Linked DNA regions of Homo sapiens: region 1 is linked to region 2. Evidence: chromatin loops called from intact Hi-C (ENCODE). Cell type or tissue: ascending aorta. All regions are shown on one strand. Each heading gives the region's core, and the rest is flanking DNA. Links, peaks and the distances in the headings are about the cores only.

Evidence for each region. A loop is a pair of places that touch in the nucleus more often than their neighbours do. Peaks named below come from ENCODE experiments on the same cell type or tissue, not always from the same donor. Only the 100,000 strongest peaks of a DNase experiment are listed, where the experiment ranks them.
Region 1: a loop joins it to region 2, with 9 times the contacts of the local background. A loop is called at or near these places in 3 of 110 quality-filtered maps.

Annotation. Positions count from the first base shown.
Region 1 is chr7:36,384,006-36,394,639 of GRCh38, reverse strand. ANLN (anillin, actin binding protein) reads right to left here and starts at 4,778. Exons shown (of 24, transcript NM_018685.5): 1 at 4,596-4,778. The coding sequence starts at 4,613. It also overlaps a transcript of MATCAP2 not described here. RefSeq lists enhancers at 3,952-4,542, 4,543-5,133 and a silencer at 4,724-5,133. In ascending aorta, for the core only: no CTCF peak of the experiment used is centred there; DNase peaks (open chromatin) are centred at 4,219, 4,519, 4,979 and 5,565; H3K4me3 peaks cover 3,087 bases; H3K27ac peaks cover 1,732 bases.
Region 2 is chr7:36,300,083-36,310,370 of GRCh38, reverse strand. EEPD1 (endonuclease/exonuclease/phosphatase family domain containing 1) reads right to left here. Exons shown (of 8, transcript NM_030636.3): 8 at 8,833-10,288. Among named protein-coding and RNA genes, the nearest start is that of MATCAP2, 62 kb to the left of the region's middle. In ascending aorta, for the core only: no CTCF peak of the experiment used is centred there; DNase peaks (open chromatin) are centred at 6,512, 6,970 and 7,850; H3K27ac peaks cover 4,547 bases.

The DNA of each region.
Region 1 (10,634 bases), core at 1,084-9,083, 85 kb before region 2:
CTTCTTAAGAATGATTTCTAATTTAAAGTTCATTGAAAAAAGTGACACTAAATTGAAATGCTCTAATCACTGAAAAAATAATTTATGAACCAAATGGCTTCCAAAATACAAGACCTTCACCCGCTAAATAAAAGTCCTTCAACAAATTCAAGAATAAGCATATTGTTTCACAAATCCATATATGTCCGATAATTTCCCCCCATGATACAATATGAGAACTAAAAATAAAATACTAATCCTCCCAACCAACTGAACAGATCCCCTCTTGATGAAGGGGACCCCAGAGAAACCTTAAAAACCGAGTTCTCAGCCATGATGGAACAGGAGGCCGCATGCACCTTGTTATACCCCTCCTTTTGCTGTTTAAACACAATAACTGATGAGCATTAATGTTAAATAGAGATCATAAGACTGACAGAAGACTCTTTGTAGCAATAAGATATCAAATTATAAACAGGATCAAGCCTAGGCAACAAAGCAAGATCCTGTCTCTGCAAAACATACAAAAGTTAGCCAGGCATGGTGGGGCACATCTGTAGTCCCAGCTACCTGGGGGGTGGGGTGGCTGAAGCAAAAGGATTACTTCAGCCCAGGAGTTCAAGGCTGCAGTGAGCTGTGATCGCTACTGCACTCCAGCCTGGGTAACAGAGTGAGACCCTGTCTGTAAACAAATAACTAGGACCTAAGGCCATGCCAGGCAAGGGTTAAGTCACAAACTCCCTACACTTAAAAAATAAACTATCTTCTAACTGCCAAAGTTTTTCTTTTACTCTAGTAGCTGAACAAGCACTGACCTTGAGATAAGCAATAAATATTAAAACAATTGCAGCTCATCTTCCATCAGACACTGACTAACCCTCCTGCTCCACAAGCTACAGCTACAGCTTTAATTGGACAAGAGATTGATTTCAATAAATCTATCTCAGTAAGAAGACCACCAACCATGAACTGATTCTGGCCAGTTTACAGAGGCTGCTCACTTGAATGCCTTCATGTCCCCACCTCACCTTTTGACATATAGGGCCCAACTGTAATGTATTTCCACGTTAAGTCTTCATCCCAAAGTGAACATGGGATGCATGTAACTGCACGTTTGTTCAGTACCCACCCATCAGGACCCCTTTGTAAATACTCATAGCTCTGCCTATAACCTGTTGAATATGTATACCTGGCTAACCCTTTAGGCATAAATCCCTGTTCCAGCTTCTCCTCTCTTGAAGTGCCTGTTTCCAGTCTCTGCCCGAAGCTATTAAATATGTTTCCCAGCCTGTCAGGATGGCCACACTGTAGGCTGTAAGCCTTTATAAGAAAGTCTCTGCTGGGCACAGTGGCTCATGCTTGTAATTCCAGCACTTTGGGAGGCCAAGGCAGGCGGATCACTTGAGGCTAGGAATTTGAGACCAGCTTGGCAAACACGGTGAAACCCCATCTCTACTAAAAATACAAAAATTAGCCAGTTATGGTGGTGCATGCCTGTAGTCCCAGCTACTTGGGAGGCTGAGGCAGGTGAATCACTTGAACCTGGGAGGCAGAAGTGACACCGAGCCAAGATCGCACCATTGAGCTCCAGTCTGGGCGAGAACGAGACTCTGACTCAAAAAAAAAAACGAAAAAAGAAAAAAGAAATAATGTCTCCTTTCTAAATTAATAAATTTGTAATTTTTCAATTGCTATATCTCTCACTTCCCAGATACAACACTAGCCTAATTATATTCATTCGTGGACATGCCCACATTCCATTCTGGTCAGTTAGAACATTTGTGAGTCAGTACAGCTTCAGTTACCATGAGCAGTAGGTCACAACAAAAGAATGTGATTTTGTCATTCAAACGTATATGAATGTTCTATTGCTTACATTAGATTCAAAAATTCCCAGATTAAAAAAAAATTAAATAGATACACAAAAAAAGATCCCTAATCTGTGAAGTAAAGCTATAAACACCAAAGGTTATTAAATTAAAAGAAATTATATATCTTAAATATATAAACTCAATAGCTCAATAAATGTAAGTAGCCGTTCCTTATAATAGTATATCAGGAATTTTAAAACTCTTTTAAATACAAGGTATATTCCTTGAAATATCACACCTTTCTCAAACAGTGTAGGCATTAAAAAAAAAAAAAAACCACTGCAATAACATATTCAAGAAGTAGGATAGCCCACATGTATGAATCTCAGGTAACTGAAGCTTATAGTCCCTGAACAACTTTTGCCACATACACCCCAAAGTCATCTCTGACAAATTTTTCTAGGAGATTTTACTAATTTCCTTGCCTTCTTTAACACAGTAGACTCAATATAAATTAACTTCTTATTATTTTCAATATGCTCTAGCAGCTCTTCCCCAGGGAACTTCATTTAATTCTGGAAAATAAGAGAAATTCCACTAAAAATGGTAGTGGCATGTTTATTTGCATACTTATTTATATGCAGCCTGCAGACATAAAAGGATCTAAAGCGTCTACAATAAAATATGCTTCTGTGAAGTATTTTAATTATAGCTTTTTCTCTTTTAAGGTTTTTATAAAGAAAGTTCTGGATTGGTACACTTCACTCTGGGTTTCTTTGTAGTATTCTTGTACTGGGATGACTATCACCTGTGAGTAGAGCTTCAAACTCTTGACGTTATGAGTAGTGAGTTTATGGTTTTGTCACCTGGGCGACACTGCGAGACTCCGTCTTAAAAAAAAAAAGAGTGCCAGAACAGTATCAGCGACCACAGGGAGGAAGACCAATGCAGAACAGTCTTGTTTGAGGAAAAGAGAGTTTACCATGATTGTAACCTTTCTCAACTGGAGTTACCAAAATAATTAAGCCCTAATACGCTGGCGTTAATATGATAGACTTATTTCCTATGTTTGTAGGGTGGCATTGAATTATCCTTGGGAGAATTGAGAAAATAGTCTCTCAATTTTCCTGTGTACCATGGTTCTGAGAGGAAACCCTGGTTGAGAGAGTCATTTTATACTGACTTTCAGTTGATAGACAACTGTACCAGTAGCTCATTTCACTGTGCAAATGTTATGAATGCTATAATTAAGCACCCAAGAGTTGGAATCAATTCAAGTAGTTCATTCATTACCTATTAAGGAAAAGACGTCTAAGCTGTTTTTCCAACTGCAAGTGATCTAACTTTTCATAATATAAACCATACATATTTCTGAGCACATCCTAAAACGATCTAAACAGGTAAAGTTTCTTTCAGTTGAGATTTGTACTACCTTCAGAATGACATTTTTAAGTAAAATGAAGTGCAATTTTCAGCCAACTTAAAAATGCTTTGTTCCTGTCTGTTACTTAGGAAGACACATAGGGCTAATGTTTTAAGGAATCGTATTCTAGTTTAGATAAAATAAATACACGCTTTTCGACCTCAGTGTAAGTGAAAGATACTTGGTGCATGACCAGCCCTATTTTAAGGCTAATACAAAAATAGGCTCTAGATTTTTCTATTAGAACCTTTAAGGAAGGTGAAAAAAATTGATGTATTTGTCCCAAGATGATTAAGAATTTGAAACAGAAAAATAGATTATGTCATGCTTGAATATAAGTAAACTCTAATTGCTGAAATCTGTAATTAATATCTCATACATAACTTATAGAATTATAATTACATCTCCCCGAAAGAATTACCACTCTTCACAGCATTTAAGTTTTTGAATCAGTGTAAACAGTTTTAGGTCCACTTTGCAACACTCAAAAACTAACAGTTTGAAATTTGCACAACAGCCTAAAGAAAGAGGAACTGTCCTGGAATAAAAGAGAGTGGACAACTGGCAACAAAACACTCCTGAATGTGACAACGCACATTCTCCACAAAAGCTAAAACTAGAGAAATCGACACAATAACCATGTAACCCATATGCAATCTCAAAGGAACAAAAGATGAAATAAGTACTGTAATGATATGCCCCAGAAACACCGAAAAGTTTATTTCTTTGCTCTAAAATCGTGAGCTGATAGTTTTGCTCGGTACACTTGCATTGTTTCAATTAAAATGGTCAGTCCCGGGTATGAACTTCTTCGTTAGTTAGCTGAACAATGGGATCTCAAGGAACTACTGGCTTTTTATGAACGAATGCAGTGGTTTCTAGCACCTGCTTATTTTAACGTTTTGCTGTCATTTCATTAGCATCTCCCCTGCGGGCTGCGTGAACTCCGCAAATCACACATCCTACTGCCTTTCCCGGCGGCAGCCGCACTGAGTCACCGGCCCCGGACCCCGCCCTGCAGGGCATTCCAGCTGCTTCCAGCAGGACCCGTTCCGCAGGCCTGCGCCTCACTCTTGCTGCGCCAGGACTGCAGAGGGACATGGTAAAAACGGGGGCTGAAAGACCTCTCGCAACAGCCTTTTAGGACAGACTCAAAGCCTTCCTCCCTGAGTTTTATCTGTAGGACCGAAACAACAAAATCTCAGAGGAACCCACCAACCACAGCAGGCCGCAGCCGCGGCGACCCCGGCCCGCACACACTGCGCACGCGCGCACACACGCGCCCTCCGCCCGGTGGGGGTTCGCCCAGAGGTTGACAGAGGAAGGTGGGTGGGGGCCTAGAGCGGTGGGTCATGGCTGGCTGCACCCGCAAACTCACTCACCTCCGTAAACGGATCCATCGCCCCAGGCGTCGGACTACGAGACGATGGAAACGGTGGTTCAAATTCAGGAAGAGAAAAGTGAGTCTCAGCTCAGTGTGTCTCCTGGAAAAAACCAGGAGTCTGAGGCGGGGGAACTCTCCCACAACCAGCTGTCCTCTCCTCTCGGCTTCCAGTGACGGACTCGGCCTCTGCAGCCGTTCAAATTTGAATTTCAGCGCCGAGCCGCGAGCATGCGCGCTGGGCGGAGCCGGGGCGCCCTCTCCCCGCCCCTGCGCTCGGTCACGTGGCCGCGCCGGGCCGGGTGGTTCCCAGGGGCGGCCCCGCCTCCTTCCCGGCCCCCTCCCAGCCCTCGCCGCGGGGTGGAGGCGGGCAGCGGGGCGCTTCCTGCTCTCCAACGGCGTCGGGTTCCTGGCTCCACCCCCAACAACCACACATTCCCCTCAGCTTTAAGGCGATTGCTTCACACCAACCGCGTTTGGGTGTTCCCGCCTTCCTTCATTCCTAAATAAAGTATTAAGGCCGGGAGTAGTGGCGCATGCTTATAATCCCAGCATTTGGGGAGGCTGAGGCTGGAGGATCGCTTGAGCCCAGGAGGTCATGGCTGCAGTGAGCTGCGATCTCACTACTGCACTCCAGCCTGGGCGGCAGAGTGAGACCCTGCCTCAAAAAAGAAAAAAAAAGGATTAAGAGCCCTTGTGTTGGCAGGACATAATCCCAGCACTGTGGGAGGCCGAGGCGGGCAGATCACGAGGTCAGGAGTTCAAGACCAGCCTTGCCAACATGGTGAAACCCCGTCTCTACTAAAAATACAAAAAAATTAGATAGGCATGGTGGCGCGTGCCTCTAATCCCAGCTACTCGGGAGGCTGAGGCAGGAGAATTGCTTGAACTGGGACCCGGGAGGTGGAGGTTGCAGTGAGCAGAGATCACACCACTGCATTCCAGCCTGGGCTACAGAGCCAGACAAAGAGCCCTTGTGTTTCAGGTGCTGCTAGCCCGTTGGCCTTCAGTAGCTTTGTTTCCTAGGTCACACCCAACTCCTAGTCCCCAAAAGGGGGACTGCAGGCCTGGCCCTCAGAAAAGCCAGTTCCGGTGGGTCCCCGACACTCTAAGCCAATGAAATAAAGCTAAAATTAACAGACTGTGTGAAGCGTTCATGCACAATTTTTTATTTTAAATTCCATCCAACTGTGTACAGTGTTAGAGCGGGAGGAATTCTGACAAGCCCTCTATCTAGTTCAATCCTTCCTTTTACTGCCGAGAGAAGGGACACCCGAAAACGTTAAAGAAACTGGTCCAAAGAAATGAAAACCCTGTTCTCAGCTCATGACCCGTTTTCCACACTAGCTAAGGCTGTGTCTCCTGCTTATTCTTTGTAGAGTACTCCAAATTGTAAGATAGGTTACATAATTTCTGTATCAGATTCATTTCTTCTATAACAAGTCTGTGCAGGTAAAGATGACAGTTCTTGATTTGTTCATCTGAAAAGTTAAGAGTGACTGTCCATGAGCTGAACAAAACAGAACTATTCCTCCCAACTGAGTGGTTTCAATATGTTTAATAATATGTCCATCTTAGCAGTCAATCAACATTACAAAAAGAATTTACTAATATTTTTAATTTGAATTTTTGTATGATAAATTGTACGTGACTGAAATCACGGCAAGAGGTAAGGGAAATATTGCTTGGGGTCAGGGCTCCACCCAGTTAGCCAAATCGGTTAACCCATGGGTTTTTTTTTTTTTTAACCTTTGTGGGGAGTCATGGACTCCTTTGGAAATATGTTAAAACTGACCCTCTACCTAGAAAAATGACCATTTAATCATAAACTATTTAACAGGATTTTGTGAAGTTCATGGACACCAGGACAAGAACTTCTGATTTAGCCTGTTTGTATTTTAGTTTACTTATCTGTGTAACAGGAATAATCATCTGCCCTGATTTCCTCAGAGTTGTTAGGAGGGGCAGATGAAAAATGGAGAGACATAATCCAAAAATATTTCATAATAAGTAATAAGACACTGTCCGAGTGTGTAGTATATGGAATTATTAATATTTAACCCAGAATGTGTTACTTATGAACAAAGGAAAAAGATACTTCCATTTTTTTCAAGTGTGACAAGAAAGGTGTGTATGTATTTGGGGCGTGTCTGTGTGTGTATGCGTGTTTTAAACAACGTTGGAAAATGAGTCATTAGAAATTTATGTAGCCGTTGTGCCTTCTGGCTATCACTTCTATGAGCCTTAGTTTCTTTGTATCTACCTCAACTAGATTCTAGTTAAGACTAAAAGAGGTAAAGCACCTAGCATAAGATAGCTACTCACAACATTTAGTGTATCTTCCCTCACCATCCCACTATGTCTTTGGTTTCTACCTTGATAATGATGATGATAGTGATAATGGCAACCATCACAATTAAATAACTCCTAAGACTGAAACACCTACTATGTGCCAGAAACTACGGTAGATATTCAAGTCTACTCTCCTAGGGTATTACAATTGTCTCCTACTATACCTCCTTTCATTCTTAACCCCCGGTAGTTCATTCTTCAGTTTCTAGGCTAGAATGACTTTTATCTTTTTAAAAATTGTGTTATATAACAAATAAAAAAATTTGAAAACAAAAAAATTATGTTATGAAATACAATAAAAATGTGAATAATAAAACATAACCATATACCAGCCACCTAGCTTAAAAAAATACAAAACATCCCACATGTAATTGAAGTCTCCTGTGTGTCCCTTCCTATTCTCATTCATCTTCCCACTCTTCCAGGGTAAAACTATCTTGATTTGATGTTTATCATTCCCATAGAAATATGTATACTTTTATCACATCTACATATATATCCATAACAATATCTAGTGTTTTATATATAAATTTTATTTGCAGAATGTAAGTCTTTCTGCAACTTTTTCTGGCCCAATAATATCTTTATGGGATTTATCCTCACTAATAACTGTAGCTGCATTTCATTCATGTTCACTGCTAAATTTTATTATACAAATATACTTGTAATTTATGTACCCATTATCCTGTTAATGGACATTTAGCTTATTTCCAGTTTTTCATTCCAAAGACCCCATGATGCCATGACTATCCTTTATATGCACATGCAAAACTTTCTCTAGAGCAATATACCTAGGAATATTATTACCAGATATTAAAAATAAACTGCTCTTCAAAATGGTCATAACAAATGATACTCCAGTCAGTAGTATATGCCCCTGGCTGCTGCTCTAGTTCCTCCCCAATATGTGGATACATTTTAAATTTTGCCATTCTTGTTTGAGTGCCTTTCTCTTATCACTAGTGAAGGTGAACATGATTTTTTATTTATTGGACTTTCAATTTTCTTTTTCTGTGATTTTCAACTTTATATCCTTGCCCATTTTTCTGTGCAATTATTTGCCTTTTTCTTATGGATTTATAGGGTTTTTGTTGGTTGTTTACTATTTTCTGGGAAAATAAACTTGGTTGGTTTTTCGGCTTGCCAATTTTTTGGTTTGTGGCTTGTCTTTTTACTTTATGATGTTTCAGATGTACAGAAATGTTTAATATAACTAATGATACACACACACACACACACACACACATACACACATACACATACACATATACCATATATATTTTCCTTTAGGATTTGTGTTTTTTATGCCTTAAGAAATCCTTCCATACCCTGAGATAATAAAGATGTTCTGCTGTACTTTCTTCTAAATATTTTAAAGTATGGCTTTTCATGCTTTTGTCTTTAAACTATCTGGATTGATCTTGTTTTTTGTATGGATAACCAGTTGTCTTAGCAGCAGTTATTAAATTGTCCATCCTTTCTCTCATTGACCTGTAATGCCACTTTTATCATATATCAACTTTTCTTTTTTTTTTTCCCGAGACAGGGTCTCGCTCTTTCGCCAAGGCTGGAGTGCAGTGGCCTGATCTCGGCTGACTACAACCTCTGCCTCCCGGGTTCAAGCGATTCTCCTGCCTCAGCCTCCCAAGTAGCTGGGACAACAGGCATATGCCACCAAATCTGGCTAATTTTTGTGTTTTTAGTAGAGTTGGGGTTTCCCCATGTTGGCCAGGCTAGTCTCGAATTCCTGGCCACAAGTGATCCACCCAACTAGACCTCCCAAAGTGCTGGGATTATAGGCATGAGCCACTGCGCCTACCCAACAGTTCTTTCTTTATCTTATTTTATTTTATTTTATTTTATTTTATTTTATTTTATTTTATTTTATTTTATTTTATTTTATTTTTTGAAATAGGGTCTTGCTCTGTCACCCAGGCTGGAGTGCAGTGGCACGATCACAGCTCACTGCAGCTTCAAATTCCTGGCCTCAAGCAATCTTCCCATCTCAGCCTTCCAAGTATCTGGGACAACAGGTGCATGCCACCACAACCCGCTACTTTTTAAAATTTTTTGTAGAGACAGGATCTCACTTTGTTGCCCAGGCTGGTCTCCAACTCCTGGCCTCAAATGATCCTCCCACCTTGGCCTTCCAAAGTGCTGGAATTACAGGTGTAAGCCACTATGTTCAGCCTCAACTTTTTATGTACACATAGGTCTATGTCGGACTCTATTCTGTTCTACTGGTCTATCTATTCCTCTCCCAATATCACACTATATTAGTTATAAATGTTGATATCTGGTAGGGCAAATTCCAATTCAACTTGGATTATTTTGCCTCATTGTTCTTCCACATGAATTTTAGGGTCAGATTCTCAAGATCCAAAAAGAAAAGAAAAGAAAATCCTCTTCTGATTTTTAATTCAAATTGCACTGAATTTATCACATAATTTGGAGAGAATTCGCATCTTTGTGACAGCAATGCTACCCATTTATGAGCATGGTATATCTTCATTATACCTGCTAAAAATGTCTATAACAAACTTACATAAAGATCTGTAAACTTTTGTTAAATTTATTCCTACGTATCTTTGTTGTTGCTGATCTTTTTAGTTTTAGTAATTTATTTATAGAGAGGGATCTTTTTCAAATGTAAATTTTGCAGTGTCAATTCCTTGTTTGGAGCTGCTCTATGTCTTTCGTTGTAATTAAAATGATATCCAATAATATCCTTATCATACCTACAAGGCCATGCATGATCTGGAATCTACCTGCCTCTCCGAATAACCTAGTATTCTCCTAACATCACAATACTTTCCTTTTTTTTTTTTTCTTTTCACTATGCTCCAGCTTCAGGCCTTTTTTCTGGTCATAAAAAAATGCCAAATTTCTTCCTGCCTCAAGGACTTTCCACTGCCTGGACACTCTTCCTCTAGATTTAGCACGTCTGCTCCTCGTTATTTGGGCCTAAGCTTGCATGTGCTACCTCCTGAAAGAAGACTTCTTTGATCAGGTGGCCACCCCCGTCTTCTCTGCCCACCAATCACTTTCCATTCTATTACTCTGACTTCTTCATCACATTTGCCACTATCTGACATTATTTTAGTTATGTGTTTATGTTTATTAGCTAGGCCTTCCTACTACAGTGTAAGCTGTGGCAGTGCAGGGACTTGTTTATAGCTGTAACCCAGCACCTTCTGGCACATGAGTGCAGTAGATACTTGTTAAATAAATGAATATAAGCATAACTCTTATTCCTATTTTAGAGATGGGAAAACTGAGATGCATAGAGGCTAAGGGATTGGCCTAAATCATCAAAAGTGTCTTCCCTACTTATTTATATAAAACACAAAACTTCCCAAGTTATTTAAATAAAACCCACAACATAATACATTAATTTAAGAATAGAACCAAGAGTCTGAAGTAGAAATAACTAGAGATTAAAGATAGCCCTGGAAAATGAGTATTTGCTCCAAGACCTGTTCTTTTAAACAAAGGAAATAATAATTATGTCTTTTGCAGATAAAATTGCTGATAAAAAGGCTGAAAAACACAAAAATTTGAAAGCAGGGACTGCAACAAAGACCCTCCAAATGCTGTATATTTACAGTTAATTTTTCAAAATACAGTCACACACATTTGTATTTTATATTTTATACTATTTTTATACTTTTTAAAATACTATTTATAT
Region 2 (10,288 bases), core at 2,289-10,288:
CTTCAAACAAAAAAAAAAGTTATGCTTTAAATAAATATGTTTTTATTCCTTTAAAAAGTGTGTTTTATTATTTTTTGTGGCTTGGGCTTTTTATTATTTGTGCATTGTATTCATTGTGTTGTGAAACATTTCAAACATACACAAAAGTAGAAAGAAATATATTATGAACCCCTATGTTCCCTTGACCCAGGTTCAACAACTATCTACGTTTTGCAAATTTAAGTGGATTTCTAACTCTACTCAACCCTTCCCATGCCGGGGAAGGAGGAAGAGATAGACCATCTGTTTATTAATTAATCCTAAAGTTTCTAGAAAACTTGCACTTCTAATTCTGTTTTATGAAACCTCCTGCCTTCTGGGCTGATGATGGGCAGGCCCAGGCTGCAGGGCCCAGGGGGCTCTCGGCAGGAGAGGCTGCTAACCGAGAGGAGGAAGCCGGAAGCCCTGGAGCTCAACCATTCATTCCCACAGCAGAATTCTCTGCTGGGGAGGCGCTCCGCCATTCCTCAGTCTGGGCTGGAACTGAGGCTTTCAAGGGCTAAAGGTACCCACCATGAACCAAGCAAGGATACCCCTTTCACAGCTTCGCTCAGCTCTTACTCTTCTGGGAGGCTGAAGTTCCTCTGCTGTCTCCGCTCTACCCAACCAGCAGAGCTGTCCTGCACTGCAGCCAGCTTGTCTCACCCTTCCACGGAGGCTGCTCCTGCCCTGGGTAGAGGCGCTGACTGAGAGGGGACACCAGGCAGGAGCCCAGGGCCGGAAGAACCTCCTCACCCACCAGGCCCAAGGGTGCTAAGCCAGCAGCAATTTTCCAGATGGCTGCTGCCTGGCGTGATTTGAGACATCTTCCCCAATTCTACTTAGGAAATACTCCAGACACCTGAGGCTGGGCCCAGGTGTGTGGGAAAGGCCGTTGGGCTGACCCGGAAGAAGTTGCCTAAGGGTTGTTCTGGTAACTTTTGAAGAAGAGAGTGGTGCCTGAGGCTCTGCTTGGATAAGTCACCGCTGTCAGGACCTGCTGCGGGGAGACCAGCGTCTCAGTCTCTCTCTCAAGACAGCTCCCTAAGGAAAGATGAGATAGGAGGGGGCTGGAGCAGCAGCACCCCCAGGGGAGGAAGGGGCCTGCAGGCTGCAGGATGAAGGGAAGTCAGTTCAGTCCGTTTTTTCTTAACTCAGCTTTGTGCTCGTGATTATATTATTTCCTTTCTGATTACCAAATTGATGCTTTCATATTCATTGCAGAAAATTAAGAATATATTTAAGAATGGAAACAAAAATGCTCTGTTACACATACACACACACACACACACACACACACACACACAGAGAGAGAGAGAGAGAGAGAGAGAGAGAGAGAAAGAGAAAGAGAATAGAGTAAAAGTATGGGCTAAGAATTCCGGCTTTGGCCGGACGTGGTGTCTCATGCCTGTAAACCCAGCACTTTGGGAGGCCAAGGCAGGCTGATCACCTGAGGTCAGGAGTTCAAGACCAGCCTGGCCAACACGGTGAAATCCCGTCTCTACAAAAAATACAAAAATTAGCTGGGCATGGTGGTGCGCACCTGTAGTCCCAGGTACTCGGGAGGTTGAGGCAAGGGAATCGCTTGAACCTGGGAGGCAGAGGTTGCAGTGAGTTGAGATTGTGCCGCTGCACTCCAGCCTGGGTGACAGAACAAGATTGTCTAAAAAAAAAAAAAAAAGAACACGGGCTTTGGAGTTAGGCTGTTTTCAGCTCCCACCTCCACTTCTGGCTTCTGGAAAATTGTTCATCTCTGAGCCCTGGCACCCTGGGTACTAAGCCATGTTTCACCGGATTGTCTGGAGAACTGTATGAGAAATATTCATAAAGTTTCTAATATAACTTCTGGCCCTAATAAGCCCTTGATAAATACCAATTCTAATGTGGCTGAAAAATTCTTTGAAAAATTTAATTTTGCCTTCATTGTCCACCTAAGAGATGGTCCCTGCTCCACTGGAAGGCAATCAGCCAGCAAGACGCCACCTCCACCCAGTCATCCTCACACGGGGCACTCACTGTGGTCAGAAGAGAAATGAAAGGACAGTGACTCGAGGCCAAACCAAAGTGCTTTTCCAGGATGCAGTGTTGATTTGCAATTTTCCCACAAGCTTAGGCCATACCTCATTCATCCCCAGAGTCTCTGGGGACAGTCGGAAACAGGCCTTCCCAGGAGGGCCACGAGCTTCCGCCAGCCCCGTTCTCCAGGATGGGGCCAGAACAGCACCTGCCCGTGGTGGTGCTGCCTTTCACTGGGGCCTTTGCTGTGGTCCTGCCTTGCCCCTTCCTAGTATCATCGTCTGCCTGGGTGTGTCCGTGTCTGTCTGTCTCCCTGGCCCAGCTCCTATTCTAGTGTCTGATCTGATTGGTTAGTGGTTAGTGTCCTATGGCTGTCAAAGATACAAGCTCACCCCTGCTTAGTACAGTGCCTGACCCACTACAGATGATAAAGAACTTTTTTTTTTTTTTTGAGATTGATTCTTGCTCTGTCACCCAGGCTGGAGTGTGATGGCATGATATCGGCTCATTGCAATCTCTGCCTCCTGGGTTCAAGTGATTCTCCCGCCTCAGCCTCCCGAGTAGCTGGGATTACAAGCCCAGCACCACATCTGGCTAATTTTTGTATTTTTAGTAGAGACACGGTTTCACCATGTTGGCCAGGCTGGTCTTGAACTCCTGACCTCAGGTGACCCACCCGTCTTGGATTCCCAAAGTGCTGGGATTACAGGCATGAACCACTGCACCTGGCTGATAAGGAACTATTTTTTAATGTGGATGGATGGAACCATCCATAAATTATTCTTACAACTACATTTGGCTTCTGTGCAGCAAGAATGTCTCTGCAATCTGTATGACAACAGCTAAGCGGATGAAGGGCAGAAGTAAAGCCACTGGGAGGTGGCCAGAGAGAGAACAGGGTTCAGCTTGCAGAGGCTTAAAAGGCACATTTCTGGAAAGGAATGCAAGTCCTACAGTACCCAGAAGATGCAGGTGCACCTCTGACACTGCAGGCTTCTATTGATAACCCGTTCTTTTTATCTATCAATTTATGTAACTCGTACTTGTTTATATTTTCAATCAGGGTTTGGAAGAGGGAGGAGGGAGGTGGGAGTGGGTGGTAATCATGGTAGAAGAAATGTGTTCTGGAAATAAGCCCTGAGGTGAGTAAAGGCACACTTGCCTCGAACAATTGAAGGTCTATGACATGCCTGGCTCTGTGCTTGGTTCTTTGGAGAGTAAGTTTGAACTAGGATGTGGTCACTAGTGTACAACAGGGCTTCCTAACCTCTGCATTATTGACATTTGGGGTCAGACTTGCTGGAGAAGCAGGGGTTGTCTGCGTTGTAAGATGTTAGCAGCATCCCGGGGCTCTACCCACTAGACGCCAGTAGCACCATCACCCCAGCTGTGACAACCAACGATGTCTCCAGACATTGTGAAATGCACCTCTCCCCATTGGAAACCACTTGAACCTCCATCTGACGTTAAGTAGCAAGGCAAGACAGTGAGCAAATAAGTGCCAGGAAATCCCATGGACGTTTAGGACCACCGGAGTCGAGGCAGGCAGGGAACCGGCATGGGATGGAGTGGTTGCAGAAGACCCTGGAGGTGGATGTTGGGGCGGGGATTGGGAAGGGTTTCTGGGTTGGGTGGATTCCAGTGGATAGAAGATTTTAGGCAGGAGGAAAAGCACACGCTAAGGCTCAGGGTCAGCAATGAGGAAGGGTGCTAGAAGGGCAGTCAAGACTCTGAATTGACTGCAGAAGAGGGTACTTGTTTTCATTTTAAAATAACAGAATCCATGCTTTAAAAATTGCAAGGCTCAATGAGGAGTCTGGGCTTCTCCCTCAGTATAGTTTGGCAGTTTGTGTGGTTTCGAGACTTTTTTCATATAAGCCGACAGGCCGTGTCTTTCCAGACTGAAGCATCTCCATCCTCTGGATATCTTCCCAGCTATGGAGGAGCTGGGTCTCCACCCATGTTTTGCACTGAAGAACCAAGCCCTGGCCTTGGTGATGTGCTGGTAAATGTCTAACAACGAGCTCTCAGTGGAAAGTGTTCTGATTTGTAGCCTTTGTCAATCTTCATGGCGTAAATACTCTCACCAAGGGCAAAGCCTAGCTACCAATAACTAACAGCCGGCTGGTAAAATTCCTGAAACTTGAACAATCAGCTCCTATGAGCAAGTAGGAGCTGACTCCAGCCCACCTCTGCCTGCATAGCTCTCTACGAGTCCTGTGGAGAACTTTATTCTTTTAGCAGCTCAAAAAAAGTCTTACATATTTATTACTAAGCCAAACTACAAGTTCAGAGCATAGGAACAAAGAGAAAAATCCTTTCCCTAATAAAATATGTTGAACTGTCCCAATAGTGGTAATGTTTTTGGCTTGATGAGGTCAGACACTAGGGATCTTGCATCAATATGTGCGTATCTCAGACCCAGTTCCCAAGAGGCCCAGCTTGGTTCTGCTCCAGTGTCTCTCCTGGGAGTTGTACCTGATGGTTTTTGCCATCACAGCTCTCTGCAGCCTGGAACTCACAGACTCAAGCAATCCTCCTGCCTCTGCCTCTCGAATAGCTGGGACTCCAGGTGTGCGCCACCACGCCCGGCCAGTACCTGTCTTTATTACCAGTTTCCATCTGAATCCACTGGGGAATGGGACAATTTTGTTTTTGTTTCTTGGCTAGGAATTGCTTAATCCTGAAAGTTTTGTGAGAAGACATGGTAGGAACAGGGACGACAGCACACGGCACAATGGTGGAGCTTGGCAAGCATGGGAGTGTAGGAGCTCAGAAGCGCGGGAGACGGGGAGCATGGGAGCGTGAGAGAGCGGGAGCATGGGATCATGGGAGCATGTGAGAGTGGGGAGCATGGGAGCCTGAGAGTGGGAGCATGGGAACACGGAAGCTCGGGAGATGGGGAGCATGGGAGCGTGAGAGAGTGGGAGCATGGGAGCATGGAAGAGGGGGAGCACGGGAGCATGAGAGAGTGGGAACATGGGAGCATGGGAGAGGGGGAGCATGGGAGCACGAGTGTGTGAGAGAGTGGGAGCATGGGAGCGCAGGAGAGTGGGAGCGTGGGGGCATGAAAGAGTGGGAGCACGGGAGAGCGGGCCTCGCATGCTACGCTCATCCAAGGTGGCCTTTAATTTGTTCAAACACATGTGGCCTCCATTTCAGGAGTCAGCACCATTTTTGGGGGGGGGTCCTAATTTTAAAAATGTTTACTGAACTGGATTATTTATCTTAAATCGGGGCTTTTTTCCCCCTAAATTTCCATGCAACTTTTTCAGATGGCTTTTTAATAATTGTTATTTGTAATAATGTCAATAGCTATGAATAATGAATTCTGTCTTCCCTGCTAAACTGTAAGCTTCACACAAAAGGGATTATCCCGTGAAGTGTCAGGCACACATTAGGCCTTCAGTAAATATGAGTTGGATGGATGGATGCTTGGGCTTTGATCATTCTCTCCCCTCCCCCTTCCTCTCTCCCTTATTTCACTTACTTAATTTATTCTAACCAGCCAGCTGCTAAGTGGGCAGGCTGGAGAAGGTGCTATTCATGAAGTTCCTAGGAAGGAAGTGTCCAGTGTCAGCCTGGTCCCAGAGGCTCTGAATGAGGGTTCACTGCAACTTCCAGCCTGGCCCAGAGAGAGAGTTCTGTACCAACGAGCCACTCAGATCCAAGTGATGGCTCCATCCAAACCACTTTAGAAATCACACCTCAAGGCCATACTGAATTGGATTGTCCTTATTTAAAGCATTTCAAAGTAAAACATCCAAGTATTCCTTTACTGAGGGGGGAGAAGTAGGAATCAAGCCCAAGAAAACATCTCCAGGCACTGAACTGCTAATGCAGCCTTGCACCAGCCCAGCCCTAGGACTTGTCAGCCGGCACCCCGAAAATCCAACAGGCCTCAGGCTGCTTAAGCCCATTAATGAAGCACAGTACACTAGGGTATCTGGTGTGCACACATGAGCACGTGTCGTTGTGTACACATCCTCACAACTCTGCATGGCCAACACCTTTGCTCATTCACCCTCAAACCTCAATTCCTGCACCAACAAAGCATCCCTTGGCAAACACTGCCCCTCTCAGGGGGGTTTTCTCTCCAGGATGCAGTGGTGGATCATGCCGAGGCACGAGCTCTTAAGTCGTCTCCAATCCTCTCCCGGCTGATTCCTCTAGAAGCACAATGACCTGCCCCCTGACTGCATGACCTACCCTTCCCAAGCCCCTCACAACACCACTCACAATGTGTCTGCTCATGCAGGCTGCTCTGCGGACACTCCTTGGAGAGGCTGGGCCTGCCAAATTCAGTGACCATCCCAGGGAATGTTGGCTGTCCCTCCCCACAGGAATTCACCCAGTGGCCTCCTGTCCTTGTGCTCATGGTAAATCCAAGGTGCTGTGTGTGTGTGGTCCCCAGAGAAGCTTTATTGAGTTTCCCACTGAGTTTCTCTACCAGGAACAGCTGGAGCCTGGGAGCAGCGGTTTTTGGCCCTGAGAGAGCCTCTGGGTTTTTCTTAATAATCAGTGTGCATGTGACAGGTACCACTGGCCCAGGGGTCCCTACTTCCGAGGGCCCAAATTGACCAGTGGAAAGTATAGAATTCCATGCTATTGGGAAACCACAAAGCTTGGAAGGAGCAGAGAGAGCCTGGGGATACAATGTAAACACTAAGAAATAAGCAGTGAAAGATTATTTTTAGAAACGCTGCCACTTAGTGAGCCCTTATGATGTGTCAGAGCATTTGAAACAAATGGCTTCCCTGCAGTGTCACACCACTGGCCCTGCAGTCAGATGCCCTGAGAGCTGGGCAGATGTTTGTTTTTCACAACCTTCTCAGAGAGGTTTTGTCCTCACTTAATAGACAAGAAAACTGGGACTTTGCCAGACATCTTGAACGTGCAGGGGCCAGCAGCTATGACACAGAGAGCTGGGACAGAAGCCAGGCCTGCTGCCTCCAAATCCTGGGCATGTAGCCATGGAGCAGTGACAACACACCCGGGGTCCTCAGGGGAGAAGTGCCACCCACTCTGTCTGTGGTGTAAGAGTTTATGTCCAACTAAGCCCAGGCAGAGGCACTTTGCCTCTGGGTGCAGGGCGTGCTGGTAGAAGTGCAACGCTGGTGGGCAGGCATTCTGGCTCTGCCCTTTCTCCTTGTACAGCCCTAGCCTGGTTACCTTCTCCATGCCTCAGTTTCCTCCTCTGTGAAAGGAACAGAAGAAAGATAATAGGACCAACTTGATTGCACTGTTCTGAGGATGAAGTCAGTTTAAAGTATGAAGTGCTTAGAACAGTAAGGGGTCAATAAGTGGGGGCATGGGTTATTTGAAACTGTATGCTAAGTTTAAGACCCGTGAGTGCTGTTCAAGTCATTAATTCCTCTCCCCAGAAAACAAACCCTGTAGCTGTCTCAGGTGAGATTCACTTAAGGTGGAGACTTAAGCCACGCTGGGCAGAACCGAAAACCCAGGTGTTAGGATTCTCACCCATTCCAGAGGGCAATGTTATCTGCACTGAGGAGAATTCTGATGTCAGAACCAAAGAAACACAAAGAAGAAAATAGCATCCCCTTGACTTTGAAAGAAAGCAGCCCTTTAGGAAAGGCCAAGCCCGTGTCCTCCCTTGCAGTCCCTAGAGCAGCCATGAGGGAGTCAAAGCTTGGGCCTAGTTATTTGAGGCCCAGGAGGGCTTCCCGCCTCTAGTCAGTCACCCCTGCAGTGCCGGCAGAGCTGATAGAGATGGCTGGGTCCCCACCCCTGCATAGAAAGAGCCATCTCTGATCTGTGGTAGACAATGGGCAGGAGAGGAGAGAGGTTCCATTGGGGCGTGGAAGGGACAGTTGGCTGCCTGCGGTTCTCCTATGATAGGGAGAGCAGGGAGAATGCCGTGGGCTCCTAGTCAGCGCCTGTGGGACTGGAAGAGCTTTTCTTGTACTTAATCCCTTCTTCCCCTCCCAGCCCCGGTTCAGCAGCAGGGGACTTCCCTTGGCTTCTCCAACAAAGTCCTTCGCAGTTAGGCCCCTTCTCAGACAATCTTGGAAGATGGAGAAGCAAGAAAAGAATGGAGAGGGAGAATGGAAGAGGTGGACTCAGAAATGCCGCATTTGTGGGTGGAGCTGGGGCTGGGGTGAGAGGAAGCTCCGGGGAAGGCACAGAAACAATCCAAGGGAGGCAGGTCAATTCCACACAGCGGAACATGACTCAGCAGGAAAAAGAAAGGAGCTATCAGACCATAGAAAGACACAGAGCAACCTTAAATGCATGTGGCTAGGGGTAGAAGCTCACGTGAACAGGCTGCATACTCTATAATTCCAACCAAACGACACCCTGGAAAAGACAAAACTATGGAGATGGTGAAAAGAGCAGTGACTGTCACGGGTTAGGGGGAGGGAGGCATGGGTGAATAGATGGAGAACAAGGGTATTTTTTTTTAGACAGAGTTTCGCTCTTGTTGCCCAGGCTGGAGTACAATGGCATGATCTCAGCTCACTGCAACCTCTACCTCCCAGGTTCAAGCAATTCTCGTGCTTCAGCCTCCCAAGTAGCTGCGAATACAGGCATGCGCCACCACATCTGGCTAAATTTTGTACTTTTAGTAGAGATGGGGTTTCACCATGTTGGTCAAGCTGGTCTCGAACTCCTGACCTCAAATGATCTGCCCGCCTCCACCTCCCAAAGTGCTGGGATTACGGGCTCGAGCCACCATGCCCCACCACAAGGGCATTTTTACATCAGAGGAACTATTCTGAATGATTCTGTAGCATGGTGATACATGTCATTCTACATTTGTCAAAACCCATAGGATGCACAACACAAAGAGTGAACTTTAATATAAACTATGAACACTGTAGCTAATAATGAATACAAGTTCATCAGTTGTAACAAAGTGCCATGCTAATGCAACATGCTAATTAGAGGGGGAAATATGCAAAGAAGAGGAGGGATATGGGAATCCCTTTGTGCCTAATTTTTCTGTAAACATAAAACTGCTCTTACAAATAAAGCCTATTAATTAAAACAACAAAATACAAAACAACAACTAAAACCAAAAACAGCCAACACCCAATGGGTTGAGCTGGAGTAAGAACAGGCTGCCCAGCACACTTCCTGGGCCACTGAGCCCTGGGCGTGAAAAGCAAAAGGGCCAGTGAGGTTTGGCTGGGACTCAGCTCCCCAGCCTCTGGCTCAAGCCCGATTACGAACACAAAGGTCATCTGATTGGATTTCCTGTCCCCTCAGCTCACTTAAGGAGGCTTTTCTGTCCACAGCTTTGGTTGCAAAAAGCAATCTGGCTAAAGGGATTTGGGACATCCGGCTGGTGAATGTAGGGGAGGTTTCACCTTTAGATGAGGCACCAGAAACGATGTGCTCCCTGGTAGCATCCTGAGCTGCCCCTCTTGACTTTAATGCTAACCCTGCTGCTTTTCCTCAAGGCTCAGACATCCCATTTCGATGCTTCCAGAAGCACAGCCTGAACCCAGGGACAGGAGCTGCCGCCCTCCCACTGGAGAGACCTCAGAATGGACACAATTGATTCCCAAGTACCCTTAGAGCTCCTGGAAGAGGGTTCCCTTCCCGTCCCCAAGACCAGCGATGCTTCTTGGAGCCAGGTGGCCCCAAAAGGATGGCCTTTGGAGAAAAATAGGCCCCCTTCACGGCCCATCAGCTCCAGGTCAGAGAAGCCACTGGGTTTACACTGCGTGGGGACAGGAGGGTTCTTGATACTGGTCCACATTTAGTGTTCGGTGTGGAAAGCGGAATAAGTCCTCAGCTTCCATGGGATACTGGAATAATCTAGGTAATCTAAGCTCATAACTTACCTTTTCACTATTTACTTTCATATTTTTCCATTCATGTTAAGCATAAAGTTGAAATGTGAGCACATAGCAAAACCTGAGTCTGCATCCCTCTATTTACCCAGTGGTGTGACCTTGAGGAGGTCGAGCTCTCTAAGCCTCAGCGTCTTCAGCTGTGAAACGCAAATTGTGGCAGATCTCCCTGGGATGGTGTTGCCTAAGGGAAATCCCTCCTGGCTTGGGCTCGGGGATGCAGATGCCTAGTGGCAGGCACGCATCCTCGCTTCCTCCCCACAACCTCTCTCCAGCCCCACAACCAACTGTCCCTACCTCCAGCCACTAGGAGGGACACTCTCCATGATACCCCGAGGTCAACTTCCTATGTATCCTGACACAGCACACATTCCTGATAGTCAACCACAGGAGGCTCCGGGCTAAAAACTGGAGTGAGTGGGGAGGAGGGA